6 separate regions of the Homo sapiens genome follow, and regions 2, 3, 4, 5 and 6 are each linked to region 1. Evidence: chromatin contacts called from ENCODE Hi-C or POLR2A ChIA-PET data. All regions are on one chromosome and are shown on one strand. The core of a region is the stretch at or near the end of the contact, and the rest is flanking DNA. Distances in the headings are between cores, read along the strand shown.

What was found. A loop is a pair of places that touch in the nucleus more often than their neighbours do. ChIA-PET counts read pairs that join two places held with the same protein, here RNA polymerase II (POLR2A). Pooled maps may share reads with other maps.
Region 2: a pooled map shows a loop between it and region 1 (5-fold over the local background). The contact joins the promoter of CASC3 here to the promoter of DNAJC7 in region 1. A Hi-C loop is called at or near these places in 2 of 168 maps with a recorded cell type or tissue (ascending aorta and tibial artery) and 1 of 50 pooled maps.
Region 3: a pooled map shows a loop between it and region 1 (3-fold over the local background). The contact joins the enhancer-like site here to the promoter of DNAJC7 in region 1. A Hi-C loop is called at or near these places in 7 of 50 pooled maps.
Region 4: a loop to region 1 is called in a map of CD8-positive, alpha-beta T cell, with 15 times the contacts of the local background. The contact joins the promoter of DHX8 here to the promoter of DNAJC7 in region 1. A Hi-C loop is called at or near these places in 1 of 168 maps with a recorded cell type or tissue (CD8-positive, alpha-beta T cell) and 10 of 50 pooled maps. POLR2A ChIA-PET finds 5 or more read pairs at or near these places in 1 of 52 experiments (HEK293).
Region 5: a map of naive thymus-derived CD4-positive, alpha-beta T cell shows a loop between it and region 1 (12-fold over the local background). The contact joins the promoter of LINC00910 here to the promoter of DNAJC7 in region 1. A Hi-C loop is called at or near these places in 1 of 168 maps with a recorded cell type or tissue (naive thymus-derived CD4-positive, alpha-beta T cell) and 4 of 50 pooled maps. POLR2A ChIA-PET finds 5 or more read pairs at or near these places in 1 of 52 experiments (activated CD4-positive, alpha-beta T cell).
Region 6: a map of B cell shows a loop between it and region 1 (26-fold over the local background). The contact joins the promoter of KRT10-AS1 here to the promoter of DNAJC7 in region 1. A Hi-C loop is called at or near these places in 4 of 168 maps with a recorded cell type or tissue (B cell, CD4-positive, alpha-beta T cell, CD4-positive, alpha-beta memory T cell and 1 more) and 9 of 50 pooled maps. POLR2A ChIA-PET finds 5 or more read pairs at or near these places in 1 of 52 experiments (CD4-positive, alpha-beta T cell).

Annotation. Positions count from the first base shown.
Region 1 is chr17:42,015,837-42,018,999 of GRCh38, reverse strand. It overlaps DNAJC7 (DnaJ heat shock protein family (Hsp40) member C7), which reads left to right and starts at 1,561. Exons shown (of 14, transcript NM_003315.4): 1 at 1,561-1,660. The coding sequence starts at 1,584. It also overlaps a transcript of NKIRAS2 not described here. RefSeq lists a silencer at 1,253-1,402 and enhancers at 1,513-1,922, 1,993-2,042, 1,153-2,352.
Region 2 is chr17:40,139,100-40,142,262 of GRCh38, reverse strand. CASC3 (CASC3 exon junction complex subunit) reads right to left here and starts at 1,726. Exons shown (of 14, transcript NM_007359.5): 1 at 1,484-1,726; 2 at 1,029-1,056; 3 at 656-693. The coding sequence starts at 1,714. RefSeq lists enhancers at 1,410-1,709, 1,175-2,115.
Region 3 is chr17:40,313,328-40,316,490 of GRCh38, reverse strand. All of the region lies in intron 1 of RARA (retinoic acid receptor alpha), which reads right to left. LOC105371934 (a long non-coding RNA gene) reads left to right here. Exons shown (of 2, transcript NR_189654.1): 2 at 1-1,298. Among named protein-coding and RNA genes, the nearest start is that of RARA, 5.7 kb to the right of the region's middle. Within about 2 kb of position 1,715, at least 25 of the 41 ENCODE cell types and tissues checked have a DNase peak (open chromatin) inside an H3K27ac peak, as active enhancers do.
Region 4 is chr17:43,482,327-43,485,489 of GRCh38, reverse strand. It overlaps DHX8 (DEAH-box helicase 8), which reads right to left and starts at 1,515. Exons shown (of 23, transcript NM_004941.3): 1 at 1,305-1,515. The coding sequence starts at 1,452. RefSeq lists enhancers at 1,251-1,680, 980-1,822.
Region 5 is chr17:43,387,477-43,390,639 of GRCh38, reverse strand. LINC00910 (long intergenic non-protein coding RNA 910) reads left to right here and starts at 1,742. Exons shown (of 6, transcript NR_027412.1): 1 at 1,742-2,351. RefSeq lists enhancers at 862-1,615, 1,933-2,162, 1,616-2,369, 2,660-3,163 and a silencer at 1,725-2,019.
Region 6 is chr17:40,817,722-40,820,884 of GRCh38, reverse strand. KRT10-AS1 (KRT10 antisense RNA 1) reads right to left here and starts at 1,740. Exons shown (of 3, transcript NR_160888.1): 1 at 1,677-1,740. It overlaps KRT10 (keratin 10), which reads left to right. Exons shown (of 8, transcript NM_000421.5): 3 at 218-374; 4 at 462-623; 5 at 711-836; 6 at 1,151-1,368; 7 at 1,724-2,098; 8 at 2,403-2,768. The coding sequence ends at 2,409. RefSeq lists an enhancer at 31-1,230.

The DNA of each region.
Region 1 (3,163 bases), core at 312-2,811:
GTTTAATCCATTTAACAAGATACGGAATTTAGGAAAGATAATAATTACATCCAACATTTGTTTTTTCTGTTGTTGAGGTGTGGGTAGACAATGAAAAAGTTAAATTTAAATATGGTAAGCCTTGGGGATTTGTGAAACATACAAGAGATATCCAGTAGATAGTTGGATATACAGCTGTGGAAGCTGAAGAAAGGTCTAGGTTGGAGATATGAAAAGTTGAGAGTCATCAACAGATGGAAGTAAAGCTGTGGGAATAAATGAGTTGCCTTAGATAGAACATAAAGTGGGAAGATGGTGAGACAGGTTGGCTAGCATTAGACTGGACTATGAGCCACTGGCAGGCAGGGCAGGTGGTCTGTAAGTCTTGTGCCCTCACAACCTAGCACAGAGTAGGCGTTTTGGAAAGGGCTGAGTGATTGGCTCAACGAATGACCCCTCCTTTCCAACCTAGTGAGCTTGTCCTATCCCTCCCTACTCAGTGGTCGCTGTGGTTTCAGCTCCCTCCACACTGGGATAGGCAGAGTATGAGCATTGGCACATGCTGTTTTCCTGGAACAAACAGGTAAATCCTTTTAAAATTCCTTTGCCCTCTTCTTATTTTACTCTTAGCTTTACATTGTAAAGCTACTCCTCATACTCCTCCAATTTAACCCCAGAAAGCTCCAATTTAATTCAGCTCCACAAATAGTCGTTTGGGTGAGGGAATAACAACAAAGACAGTTAAACTGTGCCCTTGTCCCCTATGAATTCTCAATCCAGACCGCATTCGGCAAGGCAAGCGTGATGAGTAGAGAGTTTATATAAGAGGTGGGAGTACTGGGGACACAAGAGCAAGGACCTCACCCCGCGAGCTTCCTTATAAACTCCAGGGCAGGGTCTGGGGCGCCATGTGTCAGCTTTCCTAGGCTTAATGCTGAGATGGCACTCCCAGGCGGCTGACATGAAAGGAGCCTTGTAAAAGGGTCAGCGTCATTAGGGTGATGAACCAGTTGGTGTTTGGAGATCCGGAGTGGATGAAAGGCGCAGGGTGAAGACGCCCTGCGTTCCCCTGGCTTGACTGGGCAGGGCTTCCAGAGAACGATGAAAGCTGGGGGAACTGAGCTCAAAGTGTCTCTTGACTTTCCCGGGAAGAAGCTGTGGACACACTCCAAGGTCGGAAAGGTAGCAGTGGGGACTCCTTCCCTACAGAGTCTTGGGTCACCTGGTCCCCACGCAACCCAGACTCCACGGAGCCTTTCAGGAAGACTCTCTAGGATTGGAAGTTGCTATGGCAATGAGGCTCTTGGAATACTGAAAGCAGCCAAGCCCTAGAGAGGCTACCACCGGTACACCCCGCCTTCCCACCCACGGGTAAAGTGGCGCCGCCTACGCACCGGCACAGCCCCTGGGCTCCCGCCCCGGCGCGGAGACCACCGTGGACATCCGGGGGCGGGAGGCCGCTCTGGCCCCAAGCGGAGCCTCTCTCTGGTAGACGAGCCCGAGGGAGCCCTTCTGGGCGCGGCGCCGCGGAGCTGCTCTATGCTCCAACCGGAAGTGCTCTTCACCGCCGGCCTCCCACCCAGCTCTCTGGTCCCGGCGGTAAGATGGCGGCTGCCGCGGAGTGCGATGTGGTAATGGCGGCGACCGAGCCGGAGCTGCTCGACGACCAAGAGGCGAAGAGGTAACCGGGTAGCAGGGTAGTAGAGGAGGCGACCTGCAGCTCCGTGGCTCAGGGAAACTCGTTCCTGCCATGATGCAGCCCCCAGCTGTTGAGGCGATGCCCCGCCCTCCGCAAACACCCCCCCATCTGAGATCAAGGCCGGATGGACCCCCTGAAGGGGCGCTCTTGGGGGTCGGCCTTCCTCTCCCGCTTCCGCCTGGCGTAGGAGCTGAGGCATGGCCTTGTTCTCCAGCTGAGAGGACGATCGTCCTTATAGGAGAGGCCGAGTCTCCGAGGGCAATTTCAGAGGTCTGGTGCGAGGTGGGGGAAGCGGCGCGGCGTCGATGACGACTTCCTTACATCGCCCCCGACCCCCGCGTTCTCTTGTTAACTTCTGTGCATTGTTGCCTGTCTGCACTTTCCGTCTCCAAAACCTTTGCTCTCCTCACCCCGTTTTCCCTTGTAATTATACCCCAGCGATCACTAGTCTGGGTTCGAAGTGATTGTGTGTCTCCATAATTGACCTGGTTGCCCCCGGTTATCCCAGAAGTCAAAGATGACAGAGAAAAAAAGGAAGAGCGAGGGGCTTATCTCGTGTTCTCTACGTCAGACTCCTCTTCCCCTGTCCTTCCTGGGTGATCTTTATCCTTCCCAGCACTGTTCTTTCTTAAGTTAAGCACCAAGGAAGAGGGCAACTGCTTGGGCGCTGTTGGCACTCCGAAGCAGCCGCAGTGGTTCGAGATTGCCAGTCGGACTAGCCAAGGGAGCTGCTGAGTGAGTGGTTTTCGAGAACGCTCTAGATTCTGGCAACAGTTAGGCCAGATTATTGGAAGTGGGGTTGGAACAGAGTTGTGGGTAGTCATACTTGTTCTAATCCTAAAGCAGAATTGACAAGAAGGTTCTAGAAGTTTGGAGCCCTTTCCTTATCAGCTGCGGGTTAGTCTGACCCTTTTGTTCAAGATATCTACAGTGCCCTCAGTCTCTTTGCAACATACTTTATATCTTCATACCAAGCCCGTTGTGTCTTCAGGCTGGGTAATTTGAGGCGGTGATGTAGAATTAGTTCATGAGATCTGAAATCAGGATTCTGAGATTTTTACTATCTAATGAGTTCGAAATATAAGAAGTACTCGGACGCAATGAATAGTTATCAAGCTTGAGGGTGGTTACCACAGCCAGATCTCAAGTTCCTGATCTGCTGGGAGCTGAGGGGCCTGACAAAGTGTAATAGGCCCCTGGGATATCAGAGAAGCCAGGACACCAGAGTCCAGTCTCTGTTCTTAATTTTGAGCTTTCATGTTGTTCCTACTTCTTCCTAGATATTTAAAGCTAAGCATCATCAACCCTTATACATCATTAAAGAGCTGCACAATGGGAAACAAAATTCCTCCCAGTGCAGACGGAGCTTAAATTAATTGTAGAGATTTACTTGTATTTGGAAAGAGTTCAGTGGTTCTTTATACTGTAAATAGGGATTTGGCCACAGGTTATTTATTTTTTATTTTTTGAGACGGAATCTCGCTC
Region 2 (3,163 bases), core at 477-2,976, 1.9 Mb after region 1:
GTTCACTATTCCATCCTCAAGGGCTTAACAGATTCTAAAATGTAGTAACAGTTCTAAAAATGTATAGACAAAATCTTTGATCCACCATCCAATTCCCCCTATATATAATCCCATTACCAGAACTCAGGAGTCCACTCAACAACCCAGGAAACAAACACTTACTCTGATGGCATCTCTAGTAGTTTATCCAAAAGACAGGAAACTTTCTCCTAAAAACAGAAAAATCCCCACCTATAAAATGATGGATGCTCTTGGCACAAAACATTCCGAATCCTACCCTTTCAAAGTCTTCAGATAGATTTGGAAAAAAATAACCAATTGGCTGGCTTCTCAACCTACACTGCATAAAACAAACTGTCAAACATCTTTCAGAGGACTTCAAGATATCCTCACTCTCTTATTTAGAACCTCATATTCTTCAGACAGGAAGAGAAGCCAACTAACAGTATAACACCTGTGGCTTGAGACGGCGTGCCCCAAGTTTTCCCTAGGTCTAAAGTGAACAAGACCTTCTGTAACACTTTTTCAGAAGCATAAATGAAGAATACACAAGAGGATAAACACGGAGGTCATGGTACGTTTGCAACGAAGGTGTGTACACGTTTTTAAAAAGCATTTCTGATCTATACCATAGGAAAAAACCTGTCATACTCACTTCCGAGTCTTCTGCACTTTCATAATCCGAGAGAACAGCTGAAATAAAACAGAAATATGTGGAAAAAAAGAAACCCAGAAACATTTTTTGGCTGCTTATTACAGGTCAGACTAAGAGTCTCATTTAATTCTGACATCAACCTACAACGTGGATAAAATTATAGTCCCCACTTACAAAAGGAGAAACAGGCTCAGAGGGTAACTTGCTGAAGACTATACTGCTAAAGCCTATGCTCTTAACCACTATGTTACAAAAAGGCACTCTGTGGCCCTAAATCCGTGACAGTGTGTGAGAATGTCGATGTTGGAAATAGATGACCTGAGTTTATGTTAAAAAAAACTCTTGTCCTAATGGGGTAAAAGATGCTACTCACCATCACCTTCAATGCCATCTTCACTCTCCTGAAAGAAAGCAGAAGACATGGGTTAGTTCTGTGATTTCCAGAGGTGGGGAGCCCAATAAAGAAATGTGGGTGAAAAGCTGAAGATTCAGCACAAAATGGTTGGAGAGGGAGACAGAGATAGGTAAATCTTTATCAAGTAGTAGCCAAGGCAGGTCTGGTCTCCTTCCCTCCAGCCCCGACTTCTGAATAAAACATCCGCTTTCCATCTCCAGCGGCTCTACCATCCTCCCAGAAACCCCCAATCCTTCTTCTTCCCTTGGAACTCCGGATGCAAACTCGCATTGGGATAACTCCCCTTTTCTCTCAAAAACAAAAAAAAGTCCCAGTATCTACTATCAACTCACAGACTACCTAGCATCACCTACACCCCGCCCCCGGCCGGCTCGCCGCCCGGTCCCCACCCCGCCCCGCCTGCGCGCACTCACACACTCCGACTCCTCAGCACTCTTGGCGCCCCCGCTCTCCACCCGCCGCAGATGAAGGGCCCCGGTTCGGCCTCCGCGCTGTGAAGGCAGAGAGCCGCTGCCGCCGCCTCCGGCGCTACCGCTGCAGCTCCCGCCTCCCCGCAACGGGGAGCCGCCGCTGTCGGAGCCCGAAGCACCAGATTCCTCGTCCTCGGTGTCTTGCGAAGCGCGCTGCCGCCGCCGGTCCGCCATCTTACGGAGAACGGCCACCACCGGCGAGGTACTTACGCACCGCGCCCGTCGCAGAGGCTGCTGGGAGGCTGGATAGCTAGTCCCGGCGTGCTACGCGTGCGGCGCTCGGCCATCCCGCTGTGTGTGTGTGTGTGTGTGTGTGTGTGTGTGTGTGTGTGTGTGTGTGTGTGTGTGTTGGGGTGTGTGTGTGTGTGTTGGGGTGTGTGTGTGTGTGTGTGTGTGTGTGTGTGTTGGGGGAGGGGCGGGGCACTGGGCGGGGCCTAGGCCTGCGGCACGTTTGCGGCCGACCCGGATTACGTCTATCGGTGATGTAAGGGGGCGTGGCGCGGCTCCTGACTTCCCTTGGGCAGGCCTAGGGCGAGGGGAATTGAGACTTCAGCAGCCTCCCGGGTTCCTGGCCCGGCCATCTTGGGCTTCCCGAGTGGAAGGAGTCAACCTGTCACAGCTTCACTGCAACACTAGGGCTGTTTCATGGTTTTCTGTTTCCATTTCTCACTTCTACCTACGTTTGAAGCAGGTCAATTTACTGCATTCCTTTGCTTGGTAAAATCACGAATCAAGGTAAATCTTAAAAGCTGTAGTGCTGCGTCAGATTTGCTGCACCAGCCTTGTTTAAGATAACGGGCGAAGGAGAAACCAGTTGTCTGCAGTGAAGCCAGAGGACTTCTTGTTGCAGCGTTTTCTCTGTGTTCTCATTTCCTCTTCACGTTTCTTCCCACCCCAGCCATCACCTGTCCCAAAGTGCAGGCTGGTATGATGCCAGTATTACCGGTTTTGTTTTGGCTTTTTCGAGGCAGGGTCTCACTCTGTTGCCCAGGCTGGAGTGCAGTAGCGCGGCTCACTGCAGCCTTGACCTCCCAGGCACAGGTGACCTCCTTGCCTTAGCTTCCTTAGTAGTTGGGACAACGGGCACACACTACCACACCCGGCTAATTTTTCTGTTTTTTGTAGAGATGGGGTCTCGCTCTTGCCCAGGCTTGTCTCCTGGCTGGGATCAAGCGATCCTTTCGTCTCAGCCTCCCAAAGTGCTGGGACTACAGGCATGAGCTACTGCCCTTGTCAGGATTTTAGAACCTATTTAAAAATAAATGGTCAGTAGAAACAGATGTTGATTCAAAATCCTGACATTATTTCCTTCTTAAGGTTTATGGAAATTATTTCATTTTGGCAAGGCATTGGCCACCATTGAAAAGAATCAGTGTGTTTTCTTTGGACCATTATAAGGATATACAAAGTGCATGAGCTAAGTTTTTAGTGCACCTACAGGAGTGCACGTTAATAATGTATGTTATCAAACAAAGGCCACCATGGCATAGAATTCTTCCCTGAGTAAAATATTTTTTTTTTTTTTGAGAGGGAGTCTCACTCTGTCTGTCGCCCAGGCTGGGGTGCAGTGGGGTGATCTCGGCCCACTGAAAGCTCCGTCTCCCGGGTTCACGCCATTCTCCT
Region 3 (3,163 bases), core at 466-2,965, 1.7 Mb after region 1:
AGTGGGACGACCTTCAGGTACACCTGCCATCATAGGGTCAGGCATCCTGGTACAAATGCATTTCCACGTGCACATTCAGGGCAGGGATGTGTACATCCCCGACGCATGTATGCACATCCACGCATGAACAAGTACATCCAAACACATTTGTGCACAGACAAGGGCATGAAGCAGAGGGTGGGGCACACTTCTGCACAGACACAGAAGTAGCCCCATGTGTGGATGAGGGAAGAAATTCATACACACAAACCCACCCCCCGCAGGGGTCAGACACTCAAACAAGACCAGCACCCGTGTGTACAAACACAAAGCATGCACATCTTTGGGGCATTTCCTTCCTGTCCAGGGAAACCAGTACCACCTGTCCAAGGCCCAGCCCTACCCAAGCTTGACTGCAGAAGGCAGGAGAGGTCCCCAGGTGGGGGACCAGGAGTCTTCAATCTGCAGCAGCAGTTGAACTCCAGCTATGCTGGGCTCATAACAGGGCTTCCACCACCCCCTCCCACCAGGGACTCTGATGCAGGAGGAGAGAAGGGTACCCAGGGAGCAGCAGGAAACTAGCAGAGAGAGAAAAGCCACAGGCTCGGGGCGCCTCACTCTAAGAAGGACACTCCTTGGGGCCTACTGTTTCCCTGCACACAGGAGATAGGCTGGGGGAGGAGTCTGAGCCCCATCCCTCTTCAAACTAGAGGAAGTGAAGGAAGAGAGTCTGGACAGGTACCAGGGCCAGTGGCAGTTCTCAGTAGTCAAAAGAGATAAAATATAGCTCTGAGACACCCTAGGAGGGCCCACACTTCTAGTACAACAAGGCTGTCTTCTCACAGCCTGTGGAAACTCCTGAAGAACAGCATTAAGTGATACTCCGAAGAGATGATGAGAAGCAATTGGCCCTCCAAGACCATGGTGCGGGAGTTTGTTGGAACCAGCTCCAGCTGACTCCTCTTCCCCTCCCAAGCCTCCTAGCTCATCCCAAAAGGAGCTCCTCCCACAAGTACCTTAATAGTCCCACTCCATTTGATTCTCACAGTCCTGAAGGGGCAGGCTCCTGTTGCCATTGTAGAGATGAAAAAACTGAGGCTCAAAAAGAAAATTGCCTTCCTCAACGTCATACAGCTTGTCAATGGCAGGGCTGGGATTCAAACCCAGGCCAGGTATGGTGGCTCACACCTTTAATTCTAGCACTTTGGGAGGCCAAGATGGGACGCCAGGAGTTGCTTGACTCCAGGAGTTCAAGACCTGTCTGGGCAACATAGCAAGACCCTGTGTCTTTTTTGTTAAAATAAATAAATATATACGTGTGTGTGTGTGTGTGTGTGTGTATATATATATATATATATATATATATATATATATATATACACATATAAGCATATATATATATATATATATACATATAACCCAATCAATGTTCCCTCCTCAACTCTTTCCTCCCCTACTTACTCCAAATCAAACATGTATGACTCCACTCTGTGCCCTGCTACCTTTTCCTTCACCCCTTAGTGGATCACAAGGGAGAAGCGCCATCCTTGCCTGGCTCTGCAGGTTTATGGGTGGGGCCAGGACATGCCAGAGAGAGATCAGAGAAGACACTGGGGGCTGCACACATAGCCCTCCACCCCCACCACAAGCCTGGTGCCCACCTGCCTAGCAGGCATGGCTGGGTGACTCAGCTGCATCCGGGGGAGATGCCAGGGCAGTGACTCACCTACCGAGAAGAGCTGAGCCTGGCACCTTGCCAGCCCCAGGACAGAAGTGACTTAGTCACCACCAAGACTGTGATGCCCAGCAGGCACAGCCCAAGGATTGCAGACAGGGGCAGACTGTCCCTCCATGGTTACATGCGCCCCCTGGCAAAGAATGGGCCTCAGCATTCTGGGGCCAGCAATGTCTGTGCCAGCCCCTGCCCCCTCACCACTGCCCACCCCCACCACACCAGGCCCCGCTCCAGTGCCAACAAGTTTTGTGAGACCCCTGTGCTGCCCTGCCCCCACTGCAGCCTGCCCATCACTCACCACCCACTCTCCCACCTGCCCCACCTCCTCCTGCCACCCAAGTTGTACCCAGGCTGTGAGTCTCCTTTAACATGTCCTGGCAGCACTCCCTGCCCCCACAGCCCCTCTCACCCTCTCCCCTCATATACACATGCACTCAAACACACTTCTGCCAGCCTTGCTTCTGCCAGCAGCTGCTGAAGTTGTTGAGCAGGAGGGAAATTGGGAGGGTGGGGTGCAGGGATTGAGTTACCAGAGCTGATGGGGTGGGCTGTCACCCAATCCCTTCCCCAGCTCGTCCCCACCCCCACCCCACCCCTCCACCCGCCATATCCCTCACCCACCTGCCTCCCTCCCTACCTCTGGCTGGCAGCCTACTGCCCTTTAAGCCCGTCCACCCAAGCTAGAAAATAAATGTTCAAGAGTATTTGTCATGTTAAGACCAGCCTAGTATATGAGAGAGAATGAGACAGAGACCAACAGAAAGAATAATTCCTGTGCTCAGTGCTCTGGCTACAACCACTAAATATGTGTATGTTGAGCCAGAAGGGGACTGAGCAACTCCGCAAGTCCCAGAAGAGTTGGTGGGGCCCAAGGAGAGTTGACAGGCTAAACAGCCTCAATCCATTTGCACTATTGATTTCTCACACACTGCAGTAGGCTTGATGGGGGGTATGATAAATCAGCCCCCAAGAGACACAGAAACTGCGTAGAGAGAAGGGGAGGGGCTTCTGAACCACAATTGGTGGTGCACCATGACTTGCTTGGTGCGTTGGGGGTGGGCAGCAGAGGAATAGGAGATGTTGAGTGGCATGAGGCAGGGTAGGGGAGAGGGTGTTGGATTAAGGCCTGTCTGGAACACCTCCTTCCAGGTGGGTCTGAACTAATTTGAAGGAAGAAGGTGGGAGACAGATGCACCACGTGTGGCTACACAGGCAGGGCCTTGAACAACCCCAGGGGGTGCCATTCACATCATAGTCTATGGAATGGTTCCCCCTGCAGCTGTGCAGCATGGTGGCCTGTGGGGAGAGCCTGAGGCAGAAGACAGAAAGCAGACTGAATTCTGAGGGACCACAATTCTCCATTGAGTTTTCTCCCCATACACACCCCAACTTGCCCCAACTTTCCCTGCCTCCAGGCCTCAGAGGGGGCCTCCTTCTGACTAGCGATCA
Region 4 (3,163 bases), core at 266-2,765, 1.5 Mb before region 1:
GACAGACACATCTTGGCTGGGAGGCAAGAGAAAAAAGTAAACTAAAATATACTGGCTGCAGGGCATCTTCCTAAATGCTATATGGTGACCCTGTGAAGACATCGTCCCACTTCACAGATGAGAAAAACAGCTTCAGAGAAACTATGAATCTTACCAAAGGTCACTCGTCTAACTTCCCTAACCCCTCCTGTCACCTGCCCCTTCCCTTCCATCCCTCCGGTTGATGACTTTATCTTCATTTAGGAAACTGAAGAGTGGGCTGGAACTCTCTCACTCATCTTCCCACCACCAATCTCTAAACTCATCTGAATCTGCAACTGTATTCTCTGTCCTCGCTCCTGTTACAACTGAAGAAGCCTTGCTGTACGTACCAAAGGTCAATCCATCCATTGGTTGCCCTTGATCCCATCCATCCTCTGTACCTTCATAAAGGCTCCATCTGTCTATGGCTTTAGCTTTAGGACCCTAGCCTTTTCTAATTCCTCAGTTTCGGCTCCCCAGATGTAGTTTGCCCCAAAACATCTAGTGACTGGTGTTTAAGACATAGTACAGGACGCAATGGCTCACGCCTGTAATCCCAACACTTTGGGAGGCCGAGGGAAGAGGACTGCTTGAGCCCAGAAGTTCGAGACCAGCCTGGGCAATACAGTGAGACCCCCGTCTCTACAAAAAATTTAAAAATGAGTCGAGCTTGGTGGCGCCCGCCTGTAGTCCCAGCTACTCGGGAGGCTGAGGTGGGAGGACTGCTTGAGCCCAGGAGGTGGAGGCTGCAGTGAGCCGAGATCGTGCCACTGCACTCCAGCCCGGGAAACAGAGCGAGGCCCTGCCTCAAAAAAGAGTACAGGATGAACGGTCAAAGAACACAGTTAAAAGCACAGACGCTAACTACTATGTCACAGAGTGGCGTGAAGACCAAATAAAATAATGTCAATAAAGAGCTGAGCATCGCATCTAGCACATAGTGAGCACCCAATAAACGTCAGCCATCATCGTCGTCATCGCAGCATCTGCTGCTGTTGTTGTTAAACATGTTTAATTGAGGCTGAAAAAACAAACAAAAAACAATCAAGCAGAGATGACCGCCCCGGGCTTCACTGACAGCTCTGGGAAAGTTTCTAAAGTTTCTCGAGGGCTCTCAAGCCGAGGCCACGGCAGCGTGTACCCTGGGCACCGGTGTCTGCGACAGAGAGAGACAGATTCACACGAACATACTTTCGGTCCATCAACCACCTTTCTCCTTCCTCCTTCCTCCTTCCGCTTCCCTCAATCCCAAACTGAGGTCCCAGGGACCTCCCCGAGCTCACCAAGGTCCTTGTCGTTGATCCCCAAGTGATTGTCCAGCTCAGTGCAAACCTTTGACACCAAAGACAGGTACTCGAGTTTGGCAAGTTCTTCCGCGGGGCCTGGCTCCGACCCGATTAAGGCTCCCGCCATGGCTACAGCCACAGCCATGGCTATAGCTTGCCCAGAACCTCCTTCCTCACAGCCGGCGCTCAGAGCTACTCCGGCCGGGTTCCAGCTTTCACTTCCGGGTCAGCGCGCGTCCCCTTTGTTTACGGTAAATTGAAAATTTGAGGAACGAATCAAGTCCCAACAGGATGGATCATAGAGATCAAACAGGAAGTGCTTAAGGAAGGGACAACTAGAGTGGGTTACTCTGCACGCCGATCTGCGCCCTCTACAGGCGAGAAAAATCTCCGCCCGCCCTCAGGCCTGGAAACGTTCACTCAGCGCGCTCCCGCCCTGGGTCGGCAGAGGGCGACCCCGGCCTGCACAAGAGGCGCCGGGAGGCAACCGCAAAACAGCCTGCGCCTGCGCTTTAGAACACTTGAAAAAGGAATCTTAATGCACGTCTGGAAAAAGACAAACTTGCTTTACTGTGGATCCGCAAATTCCCGGCCTCACTTCTTTGTGGTTCCTGTCGTCCGATCTCAAGTGACCCTTGACAAGCCAGTAGGCAGTAGATTGCCTTCTCTTGTTTTACACACGAAGAAACTGGCACTTCCACTGCCAGCTGGCTGCTTGGGCAAATCAATCTCTGGGGCCTTAGTTTTCTCATCTGTAAACTAGAATAATGTTGCTCTACCCTAAATGGAATAACTGCAAGGAGTGTGACACAGAGTAGGCACACCGCAAATGACAGTTACTGTTAATATCACAAGGCTAGGCCGGGTGCAGTGGCTCACGCCTGTAATGCCAGCACTTTGGGAGGCCGAGGCTGGTGGATCACTTGAGGTCAGGAGTTCCAGACCAGCCTGGCCAACGTGGCGAAACTCCATCTCTACTAAAAATAGAAAACTTAGCCGGGCGTGGTGGTGGTGGGCGCCTGTAGTCCCAGCTACTCGGGAGGCTGAGGCACAAGAATCGCTTGAACCCAGGAGGCAGAGGTTGGAGTGACCTGAGTTCACACCACTACACTCCAGCATGGGCGACAGAGTGAGACTTTGTCTCAAAAAAAAAAAAAAAAAAATTCAAGGCTGAGATGATGGTCACAGAACTGGCCTCTGGTCTGTCAAGCACAGATCCCCTTAGTCTGGGAACCCACAGAGCCAGCTGCCTCCACTCTTGTGAAAACCTGCTTTTCAATCCCCAGTTTTCCTGTGTCCTCTCAGAACTTATTCCCCCAGGGGCTGGGCACTGTGGCTCACCCCTGTAATCCCAGCACTTTGGGAGGCCGAGACGGGCGGATCACTTGAGGTCAGGAGTTCAAGACCACTCTGGCCAACATGGTGAAACCTCGTCTGTACTAAAAATACAAAAATTAGCTGGGCGTGATGGTATGTGCCTGTAGTCCCAGCTACTAGGGAGGCTGAGGCGGGAGAATTGCTTGAACCTGGGAGGTGGATGTTGCAGTGAGCTGAGATCTCGCCACTGCACTCTAGCCTGTGCGACAGAGTGAGACTCCGTCTCAAACAAACAAAACACACACACAAAAACAACAACAAACCTTATTCCCCCAAATATCAGCTGTGCTGTAAGTCCAAGGTCATAAGCTCAGGTCTCCCAACTTCTGCTTCAGGTCTTTTTTACCTTTGTGGCAACCTTAATGTGGGATGGGGATTTTTCCCACACTCCAGTGCTCTGTGTGATGAGTAAGGAAACAGAAGCACCCTAAAGTGAATGGCTCTCCAATCAATCGGAAGGAGGAAATCAGTCTCCCACT
Region 5 (3,163 bases), core at 493-2,992, 1.4 Mb before region 1:
TCCTGACGTCGTAATCTGCCCTCCTCGGCCTTCCAAAGTGCTGGGATTACAGGCGTGAGCCACCGCGCCTGGCCTTGGCCCTTATATACTTTTATAGTTCCATTTTTTTCACTTTGAAATCTTTGGCCCACTTGGCATTTATCTTGGTGTATGGTGAGTGAACCGTGATTGTAACACTGCACTCCAGCCTGGACAACAGAGGGAAACCTTGTCTCAAAATATAGATAGATATGGCCAGGCGCGGTGGATCATGCCTGTAATCCCAGCACTTTGGGAGGCCGAGGCACGCGGATCACGAGGTTAGGAGATGGAGACCATCCTGGCTAACACGGTGAAACCCCGTCTCTACTAAAAATACAAAAAATCAGTCCGGTGTGGTGGCACGCACCTGTAGTCCCAGCTACTTGGGAGGCTGACGCAGGAGAGTCGCTTAAACACGGGAGGCGGAGGTTGCAGTGAGCTGAGATAGCGCCACTGCACTCCAGCCCGGGCGACAGTGCGAGACTCCGTCTCAGAAAAAAGAACAGATAGATAGATAGATAGATAGATAGATAGACAGACAGACAGACAGGCCAGGCGCAGTGGCTCACGCCTATAATCTCAGCACTTTGGGAGGCCGAGGTGGGTGGCTGCCATATTGCACTTCACAGGGTAATAGAATGGAGATGACAATGACTCGGTGGAGACTGGGGTAAAGTGAAATGAGGGAAACACTTGCTGAGAGGTTAAAAAAAAAAATAAGGGGGCACCAAAAGACTCAGCAATCCAGATAAATGGCTTGATTATCTTATAATCGAGATAAGATATATTGCATTGAACTATTATTTATTTTGATTACTGAAGGGTTCTGGAGGATCACCCCCTGAAATTCGAACCTAGAGGAATGACCTCACCCTAATCCTGGCCGTGGCTAATAATAACGCCCATCTCTTAGGGCTGTCGAGTGAACTAAAAGAGATAATGCACGTAGAGCCCTCGGACCCGAGGCTGGCATTGGGAAAGGCACAGTTTATATTTTTTGACCTGGTTGTTCACCAGGCAATCCCTGCCATCCGGCTTTCCATCCTGCAGGGGGAGCATGACTGACTGAGTGTCACTATCGGATCTATGATACCTTCTTGCTTTTCTGAAATCAAATAAAAGAGCCATAAACTCTCATCTCAACTGTTGTGTTAGGAAGGAGGACGGGAATGGTAAATGCTGACGCTACAGGCGGCAGTCTGTGCCTCAGAGAGAAAATTTATCCCAACCTTGCTGGGGGCCTTGACGCCCATCTTCCTCCAGAGCACCCCGACAGTCACCCCGCCCTCTGGTGTCCTCCCACCCCGAGCCCGATCTTCCCCCTTCACGCCTGCCCCGGGCCAATAGCCTCCTAACTGCGTCCTCTCTGATTGCGTGTGTCGTGCTCATTACGCCCTATCCGTCGTTTCTTCGCTCCACAAACGTTTACTGAGCGCCTTCAACTTGCCAGGCACTAATTAGACTAGCGCAGAGAAACGGGGATAAGTACTGATGAGGGTCCCAGCCCTCAGCGATCGGATTTCAGAGGGGGAGATAAAGGACTGCCCAGAAGGGTGGTGAGTGGAGTAGTTGATATAAACAACGAGGTGCGATGAAATACACAGGAGGGCTGCTAATCACATATGGGGTGGGTGCCGAGGGCCCTTAATTAAGGGAGGCTTCCTGGACGGGTGACACCCAAGCGGAGTCCTGACGACCCGCGTCAGAAGTAGTCAGGCGAGGAGGAGGGTAAAGGAATCCACGTCCCAAGCAGAGAAGCAGCTTTCCCTACACAGCACAGGACACGGTCCGCGCACAGAAGCCGCAGGAGACGCAGGCACAGGGGCTGGGGAGAATCCTTGCTGGGCCCTCGCCGTCCATGCGCCGCCTCCCTCTGCCCGGTGTCTGGTGTCAGCCTCCTGCCTGGCAGAGGAACTCCAGCCCCTGCTCCCCGAAGCTCCTCCAGGCCTTCTGCTTCCCTGACTCGGAATGGGCCCGCTGTCCAGTGGGTACAAGGCTGGTCTCCCCGCCCACTGGTGACGACGTAAAGATCCAGCTCAGCCTGGTTTCCCCTGGTGATGATATCTTGCGACTCGTCTTTCTCCAGGAAAACAGGGACCGCTCTCCGCCTACAGGTCTCTTCCACAGACCTATCTTGTTTTCACCCCCTGTCTCTTTTGGTTCAGTCTTTTCGCTCATACAAACAAGGAAGTCGCCCCTAGCCCAGCCGCGGCTCCTTAGCTGGAGGCGGGCCCGGGGGTGGAGTCAACCGCGGTGGCCACGCCTCCTGGGAAAGGGCAGGGCATGCAAATTCGAAATGAAAGCCCGGAAACCCCGGAACTAGAACTGGTGTAAGATTTCTCTTGGTTTTTGTGTTGTTGTTGTTGTTTTGTTGTTGTTTTGAGACAGAGTCTCGCTCTGTCGCCCAAGCTGGAGTGCAGTGGCGCGATCTCGGTTCACTGCAACCTCCGCCTCCCGGGTTCAAGTGATTCTACTGCCCAGCCTCCCTAGTAGCTGGGATTACAGGCGCGCGACACCACGCCTGACTAATTTTTGTTTTTTTGTTTTTGTTTTTTTTTTAGATGGAGTCTCACTCTGTCGCCCAGGCTGGAGTGTAGTAGCGCAATCTTGGCTCACTGCAACCTCGGACTCCCAGGTTCAAGAGATTCTCCTGCATCAGCCTCCCAAGTAGCTGGGACTACAGGCACGTGCCACCACGCCCGGCTAATTTTTGTATTTTTAATAGAGACGGGGTTTCTCCGTGTTATCCAGAATGGTCTCGATCTCCTGACCTCGTGATCCACCTGCCTCGGCCTCCTAAAGTGCTGGGATTACAGGCGTGAGTCACCGCGCCCGGCACGCCCGGCTAATTTTTTTGTATTTTTAGTAGAGATGGGGTTTCACCGTGTTCCCCAGGCTGGTCTCGAGCTCCTGAGTCGAGACGGGATTTCTCCGTGTTTGCCAGAATGGTCTTGATCTCCTGACCTTGTGATCCACCCGCCTCGGCCTCCCAAAGTGTTAGGATTACTGGCGTGAGCCACTGCGCCCGGCAGATTTTTCTTTTAAAACGTGGAGAATAAGAAATCAGCCCGAGTGTGTAATGGCGTCAATATTGGTGTGGACAAGACAAAGTGAATGAGGCAAGGAGCGAGGCTGGGGCTCT
Region 6 (3,163 bases), core at 491-2,990, 1.2 Mb after region 1:
AGTGTTACCTTTTTGGCAATATTAAAGGAAGAAAATGCATTTTAAAGTAACTGCTAAGGTTTTTTCCATTAAACCACTATTACTTCTAAGAGAACTGTACATGACAAATATTGCCATTACATGAGATCAACTATGTAGCTGCTTTTTAAATAGTCTCTGCCCAGATACATCTCCCCTATATAAGTTATAACCAGTATTGATATCATGCTTGTTTCAGGTATGAGAATGAGGTAGCTCTGCGCCAGAGCGTGGAGGCTGACATCAACGGCCTGCGTAGGGTGCTGGATGAGCTGACCCTGACCAAGGCTGACCTGGAGATGCAAATTGAGAGCCTGACTGAAGAGCTGGCCTATCTGAAGAAGAACCACGAGGAGGTGACACAAAAGTTATACTTTTCCCAGCCAAAAGAGAGTTCATTATGGTCCTCGTGTAGCCAATAAATCTTTCTGTTCCTCAAACAGGAAATGAAAGACCTTCGAAATGTGTCCACTGGTGATGTGAATGTGGAAATGAATGCTGCCCCGGGTGTTGATCTGACTCAACTTCTGAATAACATGAGAAGCCAATATGAACAACTTGCTGAACAAAACCGCAAAGATGCTGAAGCCTGGTTCAATGAAAAGGTAAAGTAATCTTCCTTATAGTGAAACTCATGGAGGTTTTATCATTTCAGAATTTCCTCACCCTTTTCCTTGTTTTTAATACTCTAGAGCAAGGAACTGACTACAGAAATTGATAATAACATTGAACAGATATCCAGCTATAAATCTGAGATTACTGAATTGAGACGTAATGTACAAGCTCTGGAGATAGAACTACAGTCCCAACTGGCCTTGGTATGTTAACTCTCATGAAATGACTTCAACTTTATCATACAAAGTTTCATGCTCACCTAAGAATATGCAATGCAACAAAAAAATGCAGAGTTGGAGGTAAGAAAGAGAAAACAAAGTGAAGCTCATGTTAATGGAGGAAAAGTACTACTAGTGTTGATCTAAAAGTGCTGAAACTGAAATGGTGCCATTAAACATACAACAAATTCTGTTCATTTTCTTATTCTTCTATATAATGCCTTACTAAATAATCAAATAAGCGTCACCATACTCAACTGAACAAGGAAGTCACTAAGCCACAAAAAAATCCGTTTCAGAAACAATCCCTGGAAGCCTCCTTGGCAGAAACAGAAGGTCGCTACTGTGTGCAGCTCTCACAGATTCAGGCCCAGATATCCGCTCTGGAAGAACAGTTGCAACAGATTCGAGCTGAAACCGAGTGCCAGAATACTGAATACCAACAACTCCTGGATATTAAGATCCGACTGGAGAATGAAATTCAAACCTACCGCAGCCTGCTAGAAGGAGAGGGAAGGTAAATTTTAAAATGAAAAGTTATCCCAGTTTCTTTTATTCAATATTCCAGATAGCAAGGCTTATCTAAACCCCAAGAAGATGCCAGAGAATGAGAGGAAGGGAGGAGAGAGGGTAGAGTACAGAAAAAGGAGTACGCAACCGCAATCTCACTTTCTCATGAATTTGGCCCAAAATGATTCTTAAGAGTTCTGTGAACTTAACATTGTTTTCAAAGGATGGGTTTTAAAATATATACCTGGCAGGGTTTTATTTTTTCAACACGTTTTGCTTATTTTCTAAATTAACGGCAACTGGAAAGCTACCCACCGTTTTCCAACGTTAGAGATAACCGAATGTGACCTCACCCCGTTTAGTTCCGGAGGCGGCGGACGCGGCGGCGGAAGTTTCGGCGGCGGCTACGGCGGCGGAAGCTCCGGCGGCGGAAGCTCCGGCGGCGGCCACGGCGGCGGCCACGGCGGCAGTTCCGGCGGCGGCTACGGAGGCGGAAGCTCCGGCGGCGGAAGCTCCGGCGGCGGCTACGGGGGCGGAAGCTCCAGCGGCGGCCACGGCGGCAGTTCCAGCGGCGGCTACGGTGGTGGCAGTTCCGGCGGCGGCGGCGGCGGCTACGGGGGCGGCAGCTCCGGCGGCGGCAGCAGCTCCGGCGGCGGATACGGCGGCGGCAGCTCCAGCGGAGGCCACAAGTCCTCCTCTTCCGGGTCCGTGGGCGAGTCTTCATCTAAGGGACCAAGGTCAGCAGAAACTAGCTGGGGTAATCAGAATTAGTTTTAACTTCCTGTGATGGTTTTTTTGCGCTTTAAGCTCTAGAGTTGTTTTAAAAAATTAAAAATCTTAGAGACGGTTCCGTTTGCATTTGTTCACAAACTACTCTTAACACCAGCCGTGAAAAATGGCATGATCAAAATGTCATACCTTAAGCATTTTTTTGGGCTTAACAATGTAAAGTTGAAATTTCCTTCTTTTTACAATATTTGCTTGTTAATTACTAAGGATCCCTACAGACTGTTTAAAATTTTTTTTCCATCATTCACACAGATACTAACAAAACCAGAGTAATCAAGACAATTATTGAAGAGGTGGCGCCCGACGGTAGAGTTCTTTCATCTATGGTTGAATCAGAAACCAAGAAACACTACTATTAAACTGCATCAAGAGGAAAGAGTCTCCCTTCACACAGACCATTATTTACAGATGCATGGAAAACAAAGTCTCCAAGAAAACACTTCTGTCTTGATGGTCTATGGAAATAGACCTTGAAAATAAGGTGTCTACAAGGTGTTTTGTGGTTTCTGTATTTCTTCTTTTCACTTTACCAGAAAGTGTTCTTTAATGGAAAGAAAAACAACTTTCTGTTCTCATTTACTAATGAATTTCAATAAACTTTCTTACTGATGCAAACTATCCCAATTTGTCAGAATTTATCTTTACTTAAGTACATAATACTCTTTAAAATTAAAGATTAGTAACCCATAGCAGTTGAAGGTTGATGTATCCAGAAATTCGGAAGACAGAACTATTGTCATGCCTTTTCTAAGTTTTTTAATCATGTATGTTCAGACCACCGTCAGTAAATTCACTGAGTAAAGTCTGTAAATCCCCAATATTACTCTTTAAGATACACAATATGTGGAAGGCTCCCAGCTCTCTGGCTTTAAATTATTTCAATCCTGGAAATTCTGGAATATCTCAAATAAAACCCCCAAAATAATAATAATTGGAAATTTTATATTTTCTAATTACCTGACTTCTCACCTTTGCCTTTTCTTACTTTCTTCCAGTTACTATATTACTTCTTC